Linked DNA regions of Mus musculus: region 1 is linked to region 2. The links are chromatin loops, found by intact Hi-C in ENCODE. Cell type or tissue: left cerebral cortex. All regions are shown on one strand. Links, peaks and the distances in the headings refer to the core of each region. The heading gives the core; the rest is flanking DNA. Region 1 overlaps Slc26a7 (solute carrier family 26, member 7). Region 2 has its middle 7.0 kb from the start of Lrrc69.

Evidence for each region. A loop is a pair of places that touch in the nucleus more often than their neighbours do. Peaks named below come from ENCODE experiments on the same cell type or tissue, not always from the same donor. Only the 100,000 strongest peaks of a DNase experiment are listed, where the experiment ranks them.
Region 1: it touches region 2 in a loop (2.9-fold over the local background); 12 of 42 quality-filtered maps call a loop at or near these places.

The regions. Positions count from the first base shown.
Region 1 is chr4:14,504,075-14,510,449 of GRCm38, reverse strand. Slc26a7 (solute carrier family 26, member 7) reads left to right here. Exons shown (of 19, transcript NM_145947.2): 16 at 203-303; 17 at 3,793-3,847; 18 at 3,934-4,037; 19 at 4,948-5,253. The coding sequence ends at 4,983. Among named protein-coding and RNA genes, the nearest start is that of Slc26a7, 110 kb to the left of the region's middle. In left cerebral cortex, for the core only: a CTCF peak has its summit at 3,657 (motif pointing left); a DNase peak (open chromatin) is centred at 3,679.
Region 2 is chr4:14,799,900-14,806,274 of GRCm38, reverse strand. It overlaps a transcript of Lrrc69 not described here. Among named protein-coding and RNA genes, the nearest start is that of Lrrc69, 7.0 kb to the right of the region's middle. In left cerebral cortex, for the core only: no CTCF peak of the experiment used is centred there; DNase peaks (open chromatin) are centred at 728 and 3,195.

The DNA of each region.
Region 1 (6,375 bases), core at 1,022-6,021, 300 kb after region 2:
ACAATGTGCTCAGAGTTAACTTGCTAGATATCCTTTCAGACTCATTTAAATTTCTCCAGCCAGTCTTAAAAAAATTAGTAACTAACTAAATTCTAAAAATGAAAACGGGCAGAATTGCCATTAGACTCCAGGACACTGTTTCTTTGCCAGGTCAGCTGCAGAAATCTGATCGTTCTAACTAGAGTTTCTGTGTCTCCTGCAGAAGAGGCTTCCCAGCCCTGCTCCAGCGAGAAGTGTTCTTTGGTCCTGAATTGCAGTGGCTTGACCTTTTTTGACTACACAGGAGTCTCCACGCTTGTTGAGGTATCTGTACACCCTGGGTCAGGCCTGATTCCTTACCGCTCTTCAGCTGGCTGAAGTATTCCTCAGCCACATCAGCTACAGAGTCGTAAACCCCTTTCTCACAAAAGACATAGAATTCTGTGCCTTTATTACAATGTTGCAAAAGACCCTATCAGGATTCTAGGTACATAGGATAGGGGGTCAAAGTTGGACTGAAATTTGAGTATTATTGGACATAGTATCTGCCAGAAAGTGAATGTTTAGTGCTTTTAGAATGGAGAAAAACCTCTTGGGGTGTAGCTGCATCACCCAGCGAATTCTCCTGAACTTCACCTCAGCCTGCCCGATTCCCCACTGAGGCTGCTGCATTCACCCCTCCCCCACCTAACGCTGCGGTTGGGAATCGCTTTGTAATGGACACTCGAATCATCCGAGGAGGTCCCCTTTTCTTTCATTTTATCTGAATTATTTTTAAAGTGTTGTGTTAGCTCTGGGACACTGGTTCAGCGACAGAGCGCTGACTAGCAATCAAAACCATGGTTTTAACCCCCCAAGTAAACATATAAATAACCAGAAAAAAAAAAATGGATTGATGGAATTCAGATCGTCCGAGATCCTATATATTTTCTATCTCTCCATTTGTATCATAACATTTACTTCGAGAGTTCCCACCTTTCACATTCCAGAACTATCAGGGCGAACTGAGTGTCTGTCCAGGAGGCTGGGAACAGAGGAGCTTGGTGGGAAAGTGCTGATCCTGAGGACGGCTGGGAATTATGCTGGATCTGTCCCAGGCCTGCACTGTGCTAGGGAATCAGCCATTTGTTTAAATCTTGGTAGTTGCTTTGTGGAAATGAGGAGATGATTCTAAGAACCGAAGGTATTTAGAAAGCAAATGGAAGATGCAAATCAAGGTTTGTAAGAACCACGACGCTGTTGTTCTTGAGCTACTTTTAAATTTTTAGCTGAAATTATTAGTTGCCCACTCTAGATGTTTGAAGACGCGGCCTAGAGTTGGTTAAGAGGAAGACAAGGGACCTGATGCCCTTTGGTTTAGGTTTGAAGGCTGATAGTTAAGAGGAATAAAGCAGTCCAGGCAGCGAAGTGTGCCAGTGAATGGAGGTTGTTGCTTTTGTTTTCTACCTGAATCATCATAATGGCTTAAACGGTCTCCATGCTGCATTAGGACAACTGATATCCTTTTAAATTGGCAGGAAAACTGTACTTGCACTTGGCACGCTATTTTTTGCTATATACACAAAGCTGGCAATGTTGTACCTGTTTCATTTTTTCTCCTTATTACTGCATGGTTTATTGCCTCATGGCTACATTAGAATTTGTGTTAAGCACATAGGCTTTAAGGATAGAAAGATTTTAGATTCACACATCAGCCAGATACTAGTTCTGTGCCTGGAGCTAAATTCTGTCTTGCCTTGCCTTGCCTTGTCTTGCCTTCTTTTTCCTTTCCTTTCCTTTCCTTTCCTTTCCTTTCCTTTCCTTTCCTTTCCCTTCCCCTTCCCCTTTCTCCCCTCCCCTCCCCTCCCCTCCCCTCCCCTCCCCTCCCCTCCCCTCTCCTCTCCTTTCCTTTCTCCTCTCTTCCCCCCACCCCTCACCATGTGGTTATTTGAGTGAATGTGGCTACATGAATGACACGGTGCATGTGTGTATGTCAAAGGAGAGACACCGGTCTCAGTGCTGGCTTTCAGCCTTGTTTGAGACAGTATGTGTTCGTCATTTGCCAGGTAGCTGACATATGATAGGGACTTTTCCTGTCTCTGCCCCGTCCCCCTGTATTGACAGGAGCAGTGGGCTGTTCTGTTTTTCTGTACTGTTTTAGGTTTGTTTGGAGGGCTCAAAATCAGGTCTTGGTGTGTTTGTGACAAGAGCTTTACCTACTGAGCCATCTCCCCAGCCCTCATCTGTTTGCTTTTCTATAAACTAGAAGTAAAGAGCTCTCCTCTTCTTCACACTGTGAGTTCACAGGAAACAGCCAGTAAAGCACGGAAGTGGTCAGCGCAGGTAGTAAGCATGCAGCAGTGCTAACATCTATTATTATATTTCTAGCTTTAAAAAGTCATGACTTGAGCTAGTGAGATGGCTCAGTAGATAAAGAGTTTTGCCAGGCAAGACTGACAACCTGAGTTGATCCCCAGAACCTGCATAAACATGAATCATTCCACAACAGAGTTTCGTTTTGTTGGTTGTTCTTCTAATTTCCAATATGTGCTGTTGTATGCTCATGTATGAACACAAATGTACACATAATAGTAACACATACATACATACATACATACATCACCTGATTTATATATACATATATGTATAGTGAGTTTTAAGACCATTTCTTCAAAGTGCAAATATTTTTGCAAGCACTATTATTTCTAGTTACAGCTACCCTGAAAAAAAGTTTGGAGCCATGAGCAGCAATGCCTGACCAGCTATTCCAGTTTCTCTGTTGTTTAGGAACGCTCTAGATTGTGTACTGAGCAACTTCAGCACCAAGAGCATTGATGTTGGAGTTGTGGAGGGAAGGGAGCTGGGTGCCTTGTGTTTATTCTTTTGCCGGTGTTGGGAGTCGAGGCAGATCGGTGAACTGGAGATTGTCTTTGTCAACATCAATGGGCCATCCATAACAGCAATGTGTTTGAGTTCCATTGGGCCAAAGAAAAGTCAAACACCAAAAGGTCACGTTGAATTAATCACATTAACTTAAAGAAATGGAAGCCACTTATTGAATGTCAAAGTCAGAGCCTGTAGTTTATTTTTTGTTGTTGTTGTTGTTTTTCATTTATACTCACCTCTGATTAATCCACAGTTCTCACTTTTCAAAAAGGACTTCTGGTGGAGAAAGATGAGAGAAATGATGTATCATGTAGCATACATGCTTACAATACATTCTAGATTGTATTGTAATTGCAGCTGTCCATGTTTTGTATATAGGAAACATCATTGTCATATAACCGATTCCATCCAACTATAAATGAAACTTTACATGCACGCTTAGCCAGATTTCATGATCTTAGTCTGCTTTTGGTGAATGAAAATCACTGGCTCCTAAATTATTTCTGGCTAAGTTGTCTAGAAGGTAAGAGTCAAGGCCCTAGTCTGCCTGTGCATGAATTCGACTCTTCCACTTGGTGCACCAAGTACGAAAGTTAGCAGGCTAGCATCCTTCATCACCTCCACGGGCTGGTTCTGGACTTTCCATAAAAGATGTTGAGAGCAGTCCTCTCTCATTTTTACAAGGAAGCAAAGATTATGTTTTCATTTTTCTAAAGAAATGGTAATAGGAACAGCTAAATTTAGTCTCTGTAGAATATTTCAATTTGAATCCTTTAGAGAGTGCTGGGCACGTCCTTAACTGTGTAACAATGCCTCCCTCTGGTGGTTTGATTTCAGAAATGTTTCTTCATTTATTTTCCCAAGAGTTCTCCTTTTCCCAAAGCCTGGTTCTTCCCTCAAGTCTGCTTCGCAGCACTAACCATGTGTCTGCTCTTTTCCTTCTTCCAGCTCTACCTTGATTGCAAGAGCAGGAGTGTGGATGTGTTCTTAGCCAACTGTACTGGTAAGACGGTGTTGTCAGCTACCATCAGATGACTCCTCTCAGCTGCTCCATGTGTCTTTACATATCCTGTGCCTTCTTCTTTGCAGCATCCTTGATAAAAGCAATGACATACTATGGAGACCTAGACACCGAAAAACCAATTTTTTTTGACTCGGTACCTGCTGCGATAAGTATCATCCAATCAAATAAGGTGAGTTGGCTAAGTTAGGGAACAAGAGTTTTGTAAGAAAAACTAGAATACATACATCATCGTTGGAAATTTTATAAGGTTCTCTTCTCACTGATCTCTAAGGGGAAAAAAAAAAGAATCTATGAATAACCCTTGCTTCTGCATCTGACACATTTACTTTAAAAGAAATGATTCCATTCCATTTGGTGGGCAAGTTATGAACAACTGTTAAATAATTTGAATCTTCTAATGTTGTCCTGGCTTAGAGAATTTGATGATCACCTTAGCTTTAATCTAAGATCCACTGTCTGGAATTTGACCTTGGAGCTCTCCAATGCAAATACTAAATATCAATTTTAAATAAATTTTGTGCTCAGATACTCACGTCAATAGGCTTATTTATAGTCATCTTTTGGAGCATCATTTATGGCTTGTGGTGGTCACATGTCTATAAGTACGCAAATTACTGTGCAATATTGGGCTTTTGTTAATGATTTTGTAATGATTTCCATAGTCGTGGTTTCCAGCAATGTCGCTGTAGCTCTAAGTCATTTTGCCTTTCTCCATTACCGGGCAGCATTAGCGCTTCCCACGGGGACTGAGCTCATCTTCAGTCAGAACAATAACACTATCATTATTATTACGTACGTGCATTGAGTACCTACTGCATTCTAGAATATTCTAAAGCTCTCAGTCACATTAATTAAATTTGCCACTGCATGTGAAATAGGGATTCTTACTCAGCCAGATTTTTAGAAGTAGGAAAACAAAGGCCAAGTCCAGTATTTGGCTGGTTTCAAAGTCAGTCGCTGGGCATGGGATGTGCAGCTTTGTTACTGATGGGTGTGGCTTATGTTACTGCTGCTCTTTCATTGCGGTGCAGATTATGAGGTAAGTGAGTAATATGTGATTCTTTTTTCTTCTTTTTTAGAATTTGAGCAAGGCCAGTGACCACAGTGAAGTCTGAGACCCATGTGTTGAAGTGCACGCCTCATCTTTAGCAGCTGCCCCAAAGAGGCCAGATCCTGGCATTTTGCACACATTTTGGTGTATATACAGTGTATCACTCAGTAAGAATGATATGACTTGGCAACTGCATAGCCACTGGCCAAGACTTGCTGACCTTCTATTTTTTCTAATTTTCCTTAATAAACAGATTCATTTAGTTATTTCATATAGGCATCAATATGCATTTAGCTTTAGTTTACTGAACAGTAAACATGCTTTTATTTCTTGCTATGAGAGTATTTTGTATGGTATTATTTCTTTTTTGTTGTAAGCTAACAAGTGGAGAAACACTTTTTTTTTTCAGAAATGGTTTGGATTATTTATAGTCCATTTGTAAAAAATATTACATCATCTAGTTAAAAAAAAGAGTGTTAGCAAATGTGCCACTTCTCCATAGTTTTTAATCCCAAAGTTATTTAAACATCAGTAAGACAAGGTACCACTTCATACAGTGAAAAGTGGAATCTACAGATATAAAGCAGTTGAGGAAAAAAGACAACATAGGAGTTATTAATGTCAATACCCATCAACATAATCACTCTGACAATGTTCACGCATTCAACTATGAGTTCATATGTGGAAGAAAACTGGTGTTTTAGTAAAACCAAGTTCTTGACATTAATCTGTTGAGTTGTGGATACTGGAAACCATTTGTGTGTTCAATCAGATAATTCTGACTTCTGCATTGCCACACACGAGATATTCTGCTTTCAGACTTATTTTATTGCAACCAGAGAATATGAGAATTTGATATGTAATTATTTCACAAATATGATCTTTTCAATAACAAAATATCGTAAGTAGAATGCTTTTGTGCCTTTGGATACAAGATTAATCTTTAGAAATTTTGAATTTTCTACTTGAGATATAAAAATTCAGTAAAATGTAATCTGTTTTTAATCTATACTGAGATAGATAGATGGCAGATAGAACAACAGACAGACAGAAGACAGGTAGGCAGCAGACAGACAGATGACAGATAGATCTCCATGGTATGTTTTCCATTTTCTTTTGTCAGAGGTGAGCTTGAATGTGATTATCTGTAAATTTGCTCAAATAATAAGATAATGTACAACACTAATAGCCAGATATGAGTTTAAACTTTTTTCATGCTTGTATATTTTATTTTTAACTATATACAAGTATGAAATCTAACAATTTTCTAACAAATTGTCTTATATATGAAGCCATAGATTAAATTATGCTTTATTCTTAATGGCATCTAAGCTATTATACAGACTTACTAACACTGTCAGAAAACAAAAAAACAGGTCCTGCAAAAAGAGTTTGAAAAACAAGTTAAAAATATAAATTAAACATTGGCCTTCTAGTGTGGTGTTTATGAGCATCT
Region 2 (6,375 bases), core at 615-5,614:
TGGGGCCAGTGAAGATAAGCTATAGTGCTTCTGGGAGGAAGTGTTCATCACCAAGTCTGAAGGTAGGAGTTTGGTCTCTGTACCTCACAAGGCAGATGGAGAGAACTGATTCCACACGTTGCCCTCTGAACTCACATGTACCACACAGCCTTTATAGTTGTTTTATTTCATCAGTTCGCATGGCTGGCTAATGTAACTTACTGAAATACATTGCTGTCTCTGCAGAGGGCTGGTGAAGTGTTAATTTGCTAAATCAGAGTCTCTTGTGACTTCTTTTCTGTATCACCCGTGTTTATCGTTTCAGCCAGCACAGTACTACCAAGGGATGAATTGAACTCCAGATTATGAGTTTGTAAGAGATAAGAGGACCATGTTAAAAGTAGGTTGTTTTTGAGTTCTTCAGTCCCTGCTGTTGTGATCTTCTCCCTCAGTTTATAGGTTGAGAGTTGGCTCTCCTTGTTTTTATACTGTAGGATGAAGTGATTGGGGTTGTCTCGTGGACTGTGGTAGAAGAGAGGATGCTGATACTTCAGCAAATAAACTATGTAGGTTAGAAGTCGGTGTGCTGAATACAGCAGTTATATTTTGCTTGGCCCATGTAGTGATTTAACTTTGTTTAAAAGAAAAGATTAGTTGGTAGTTTAAAAACAAGGAGATTTCACTTTAAAATTCTTGTTTTCACCTTTTCAAGGGAAAAAAATAACTTCAAAGGGTTGTTGCTGCCAGGCCAGGGTTTCCTGGCAGGACTCTGTGGGAAGCTGGTAGCAGCTGTCTGTTGTAGGAGGACAGGCAGTCTGCTTAGTGTCAGCTAACTTGTGTTTCTTGTCTCCATCAGACATGTCCAGTGTCCAAGCCACAGTCCTGGCGTTACTGTAAGCCATTCCTTCCTGTGTTTCGCTTGCATTGTTTATTCCCAATCATTGGCCTCTGTAGATGTTTAGGAATTGATTGGTTTTGGTTTTATCTCTGTGTTTTGTTTTCTGCCTCCATCCCTTTATTGACTAGTTCCTTCTGATTTGTATGTTTTTAATATTTGGTAGAAGATATGTGCGTATCTGTTTGAATGTTTTAAATATTCAGTAGAAAAGATGTGTCTATCTGTATGTTTTAAAAATAGATTTTAGAGCAGTTCATCTCAATACATAATAATTAAATTCCTTCTCTGGAATCCGGTCCCATTGGCAAAAGATGTGATGTGATGCATTCATGTACTTGAGGAAAGTTGCTTAAAGCCTATATTCTCTATCAGAGGAACTAAGAAGTCCCTATTTATGTAATTATGCCGCTTGTACTTAAGGATGAAGCTTTAAAAATTACCTTACTTAGTGTACTGGCTAGTTTTGTGTCAATTTGACAGAGCTGGAGCTATCACAGCAAAAGGAGCTTCAGTTGAGGAAATGCCTTCATGAGATCCAACTGTAAGGCATTTTCTCAATTAGTGATCAAGGGGGAAAGGCCCCTTGTGGGTGGTGCCATCTCTGGGCTGGCAGTCTTGGGTTCTATAGGAAAGCAGGCTGAGCAAACGAGGAGAAGCAAGCCAGTAAAGAACATCCCTCCATGGCCTCTGCATCAGCTCCTGCTCCCTGACCTGCTTGAGTTCCAGTCCTGACTTCCTTTGGTGATAAACAGCAGTATGGAATTGTAAGCTGAATAAACCCTTTCCTCCCCAACTTGCTTCTTGGTCATGATGTTTGTGCAGGAATAGAAACCCTGACTAAGACACTTAGCAATAAAACTGGATAATTCTCTATTTTTCATCAGTGACATGGTCTTCTAAATTTTATGAACTGCTCATAGAGATCCAGTCTCCTAACCCATGGCAAGTTATTTTGTGCACTGTTTCTGACAGGTCATTATTTAGCTTTTCATTTGAACTTGTGTAAGAAGGGCTACCTAGGCACTCAGATATCCAATAAATATAGTGAAGTCATGATGGATGAGGAAGTAGATAGCCAAGTGTGGTGGTGCACAGTACTCAGAAGGCTGAGCCAGGTGGATTTCTGTGAATTCAAGGCCAGCCTGGTCTACATAGAGAGTTCTAGACCAGACATAGTAAGAGCACATTAAACAAAAGAGGAATAAAGAAGGGGATGTTGTCCCATGGATGGCAGCAGGGAGGCAGGTACTGCATGTGGTGTGCATGTGCTAACCACTGTGTCGGCTGAGTAGTGCTTACATCTCAGTGTTTAAATAACAGTGGGGATCTTGGTTTATTTGTGTATATGAAATTGCACAAAAGCTAATGAACTTTTCTTGAACACTCACTTTGTTCCCGGAGTTGTGCTAACTAGTTTACACTCGTGGTCTTGTTCATCCCCCAGTGCCAGGTTTGGTGTTTTCATGCCTGTTGTAAAGCTAAGAGGAGGAGACTTAAAGAGTTCTTTGTCCATGCCACATGACTAGTCATCAGTAAGGTTCTCACCAGAAGGCAGGCCTGTGGCCGTACAGGGCCCTAATACAAACTTTCTATTTCCACATTTGCTTTAAAAAGTGAACCAAGAGAAACGGGGTCCATTTATTATAGGACAGAGAGTTACTGTAGCCGTTTTGAGCATATGAAGCATCTGCTAGTTTGAAAACTTTTACCCAAGTCCCAGACCACACTTTAATCACAAAATAAGCTTGCCAAAACAAGTCAAGTAAATGCATTGGTTTCTTTCATAATCTGTATTTATGAATTCCTGGTTTTTCATGCATTTTCCTGGCTTTCAAAAATCTGTCAGTTTTTCACAGGGGCCTTTGTTACATTCAGAATTAGCTAGATAATTTCATATCATAGTATTTTAGTAAGTACAACTAGCCTTCTCTTTATCAGTGAAATAAATAGTTATTTCACTTTAAGGTCCTTGACATTCTAGGATACATAATTGAGCATTCTCCTAGCACTTTGTACTTCCAGAGTCGTTTATAATCATTAGTTAGCTATTTCCCAGGCGTCTCTGTGGAATAGACTCGTATTCCCTCTTGTTGTTTTACTGATGAGACAGGAGATAGAGCCAGTTTGACTGACTTGAAGTTCACATAGTAAGTCATTAACTCTGGTCTGGATTAGCATCCAGCTTTAGCTTCTTGGTCCTGTACTGGGTTCACAGGCTGGTGTTTTAAAAAGCTGATGATTTTTCAATTTTCTTGCCAAATGGTTTGATTTCTTCTTGCTGGGAAAGCTCCCAGTGCCAGCATTCCACGAGGCTCTGCAGCAGGCAGTTCAGCAACCCTCTCATTTGTAGCTGCCCACACATAGGGGTGTATTTAAGACACAGGTCCAAATTTAAGAATGTGAAAAAGCAAACTCAAGTCTTTTTCTATTCCATTTTCTAGGTTTCTAATGTCTATAAACCTGGACTTTCACAACTGCCCTGTCTTGACAGATACCTTCCTACGTACCCTCTCCCTCCATACCATAAGAGGTCATCTAATATACCCGCAAAAGACCAACTACAGTCATGATCTTTCCCACATATATGTGAACCACGTTATGGTTCATTTTGACCTGACTTCTCAACTTTATCCTTCTTTGTCTCTAAAACAGTACAGTCTTTTGATGCTTTAAACTTGGTGCGCCCTCATTTTTGATTGTTCAGCCAAGTTTAATGAACAGCCATTGGGTGCCTTCTCTGTCAGTTACGCTGTTAGAGATTGTCGTTCAGCTGCGACTTAGTATATCATAGCAAGGAAGAATAAGAAAAGAACATAAAATAGAAGATACAAAATGCTAAGTGGAGCTTAAAGTCTGCTTTGGAAAGTATTCTCCTTAGTGCAGAGCAAATGAATAGCATGAGCAAAAGGTGTGCTTAATGTCATCACAAACACTGTCCTAGGGGCTGTAAAAGGAGTGGCCTGCTGTTGATATGATATGTTTAGCCCATTCCTGGGGATATTCTAACTGACAGGCAGTGAGGGGCCATGGACTATTTTACAGCAGATGTATAGATTTTGTTACAGAAATGTAGTTGATGTTGGGAGTGTCCAGCGGTCGAGTGCTAACCTAGTATGTGTGAAGCCTCGAGTTCAGTCCTCAGCACTATCCAAGATAAGAAGGTTGAGTAGACAGATGTGTAACGTCAGCAGTGGTTGAATCCGAGACTGTGGTGCAGATATAAAACAGTCTAGGTGAGAAGCTGTGTGGCTTTCTGTCGTTAGAAGTGGGAGGAGAAGGGGACAGGTACAAACATGATAGCAGGGTGGGATTGTGCTGAACAAAGTTAGCAAAGCTAGGGTTTTTGCACAAAATCCTTGTAGTATCAGGGCACTTCTGGCTATAAGACACCATTACACACGAAATTTAGAAGTCTTGCGCTACAGCTTGGGAAATAGTAGTTATTGCAGGGGCTAATATTATGGTTCATTTTGAGTGTTAACTTGACCATATTCAGAACCACTTTACAGGCGTACTTCTGAGCACATCTGTGAGGACGTTTCTAGAGAGGATTTTGAGGGGCAAGAGCTGCATTCAGCACGGGTGGCACTTCCACGAATGAGTACCCAAGAAACAGCCCTGTCTGTCTGCATTTGCAGCTCAAGCCTGCATTAGTGTGGATGTTGCTCCTTTCGCTGAGGCTCCCTTCTGCCATCAGACTCCAATTTTCTCTACCTTCCTGTGTGAACTCTATACCAGCAATGCTCCAGAGAGCTTCCAGGCTTCCATTGCCACACTGGGACAGCTGAGGTGTCCTCCTCCATAAACTGAGTGGCTCCCTGACCTCGTCGTCCTCATCTCGAGGACAAACATTGTTAGACTGCCTTGCCCCTAATGTATAAGCTGATCTATTAAATCCCCATGTGTATCACATACACAGTTGCTTGGTTCTGTTTCTTTTTTTTTTTTTTTTTTATAGTTTATTTTTTTAGAAGATTTATTTATTTATTATATGTAAGTACACTGTAGCTGTCTTCAGACACTCCAGAAGAGGGAGTCAGATCTCGTTACGGATGGTTGTGAGCCACCATGTGGTTGCTGGGATTTGAACTCCTGACCTTCGGAAGAGCAGTCGGGTGCTCTTACCCGCTGAGCCATCTCACCAGCCCCGGTTCTGTTTCTTTAGATCGGCCTACCTGATAAGGCACAACATGCCTTTGCACTTTCGCTGGCTTAATTGCAGTATATTCATGCTGAGCTTGCATTTCCTCTTAGCTTCTGTCACATCTCCAGCTTCTCAGGGCAGGCACGGCATTGGTCACAGAAGCAATAGGCTCCAGGGGCTCCGAAATACATGAGGTTAGGTTTACACAACAAATTCCATTTTGTACACAATGTCTACTTTTGGGCTCATTTTCTTATTTAAATTCTTTTGGGAGTGGGCTTATAAGAGTCCTGTATAGACTATTAATGGGAGACTTAGGTCATACTAGGAAGCTATTGGTGAAGGGTTAGAGAGCAGAGGAAAATACCAAGCTAAGGGAAAGCTAGCTCCCGTGTAGCAGAAAGTTTAGTACGGCAATTTGCCTTAACAGCCAGAAATGAGCCTATCTCACCAATGCATGCTCTAGCCAAGGGTTTCTAAATATTTTGTCAAAAATGCTGTCAGGATGATAGTAAAAGATGAGAGATGATCAAGAAGAAAATTTAAATATAAGGGAGCATGCCTTTGGGAGTTTGAACAGTAAAACTAATGGCTCTACTCGGTTGTCAAATTGACAACATCTGGAGTAAGTTAAAAGCCAAGCCACTTGGTGCAGTTGTGAGGGATTTTCCTTGTGGATCAATAGAGGTGGGGCGGGGGGATTCACCTCATATCTGTGCCACACCTTCTGATAGCAGCCTACATACAGGATATTGAAGAAGGAAGAAGGAAGCTTTTTTTGTTTTTTTAACCTGTGTGACCTCAATCTCACTGTCAAGGTCATTTCTTTACTTGTATTAGAGCCTACTTCTAAAGGATTCCTGCGTATGCTGAAGATATCCAGTCTCATGATGGACCTACTGAACAAGATTCAACATGGATTCTTGGACCTTATGTTGGAAGACAGCCATTATTGGACTAGTCAGACCACAGGCTGTAAGGCCCTCTAATAAATCCCACGTATCATTCAATCAGTTCTGTTTCTGTAGAAAATGCTATTACACCTAGTCTCTCCAGATAGCAAATGATGCTCAGAGTGAGAAATGTTTTCCAGACAGAGCAAATCGAAGAAGCTGAAGTGCATGATGCTGATGATATGTAGATTTTGTTTAGAACCTAGGAAGATCAAAGATCCCAACTGAATGGCTATAATCTTAAAGGTACAATTCCATAGCAGTTTCACCTGGAAATCCAAGATAGAGGACTGATGAGGTGGCTTAGCAAGTAAAGGTGTTTGTCACCAAGTTGGACCTGAGTTCAGTTCCTGGATCTTACATGGTGGAAGGAGAGAACTGATTCCTACAGGTTGGCGTCA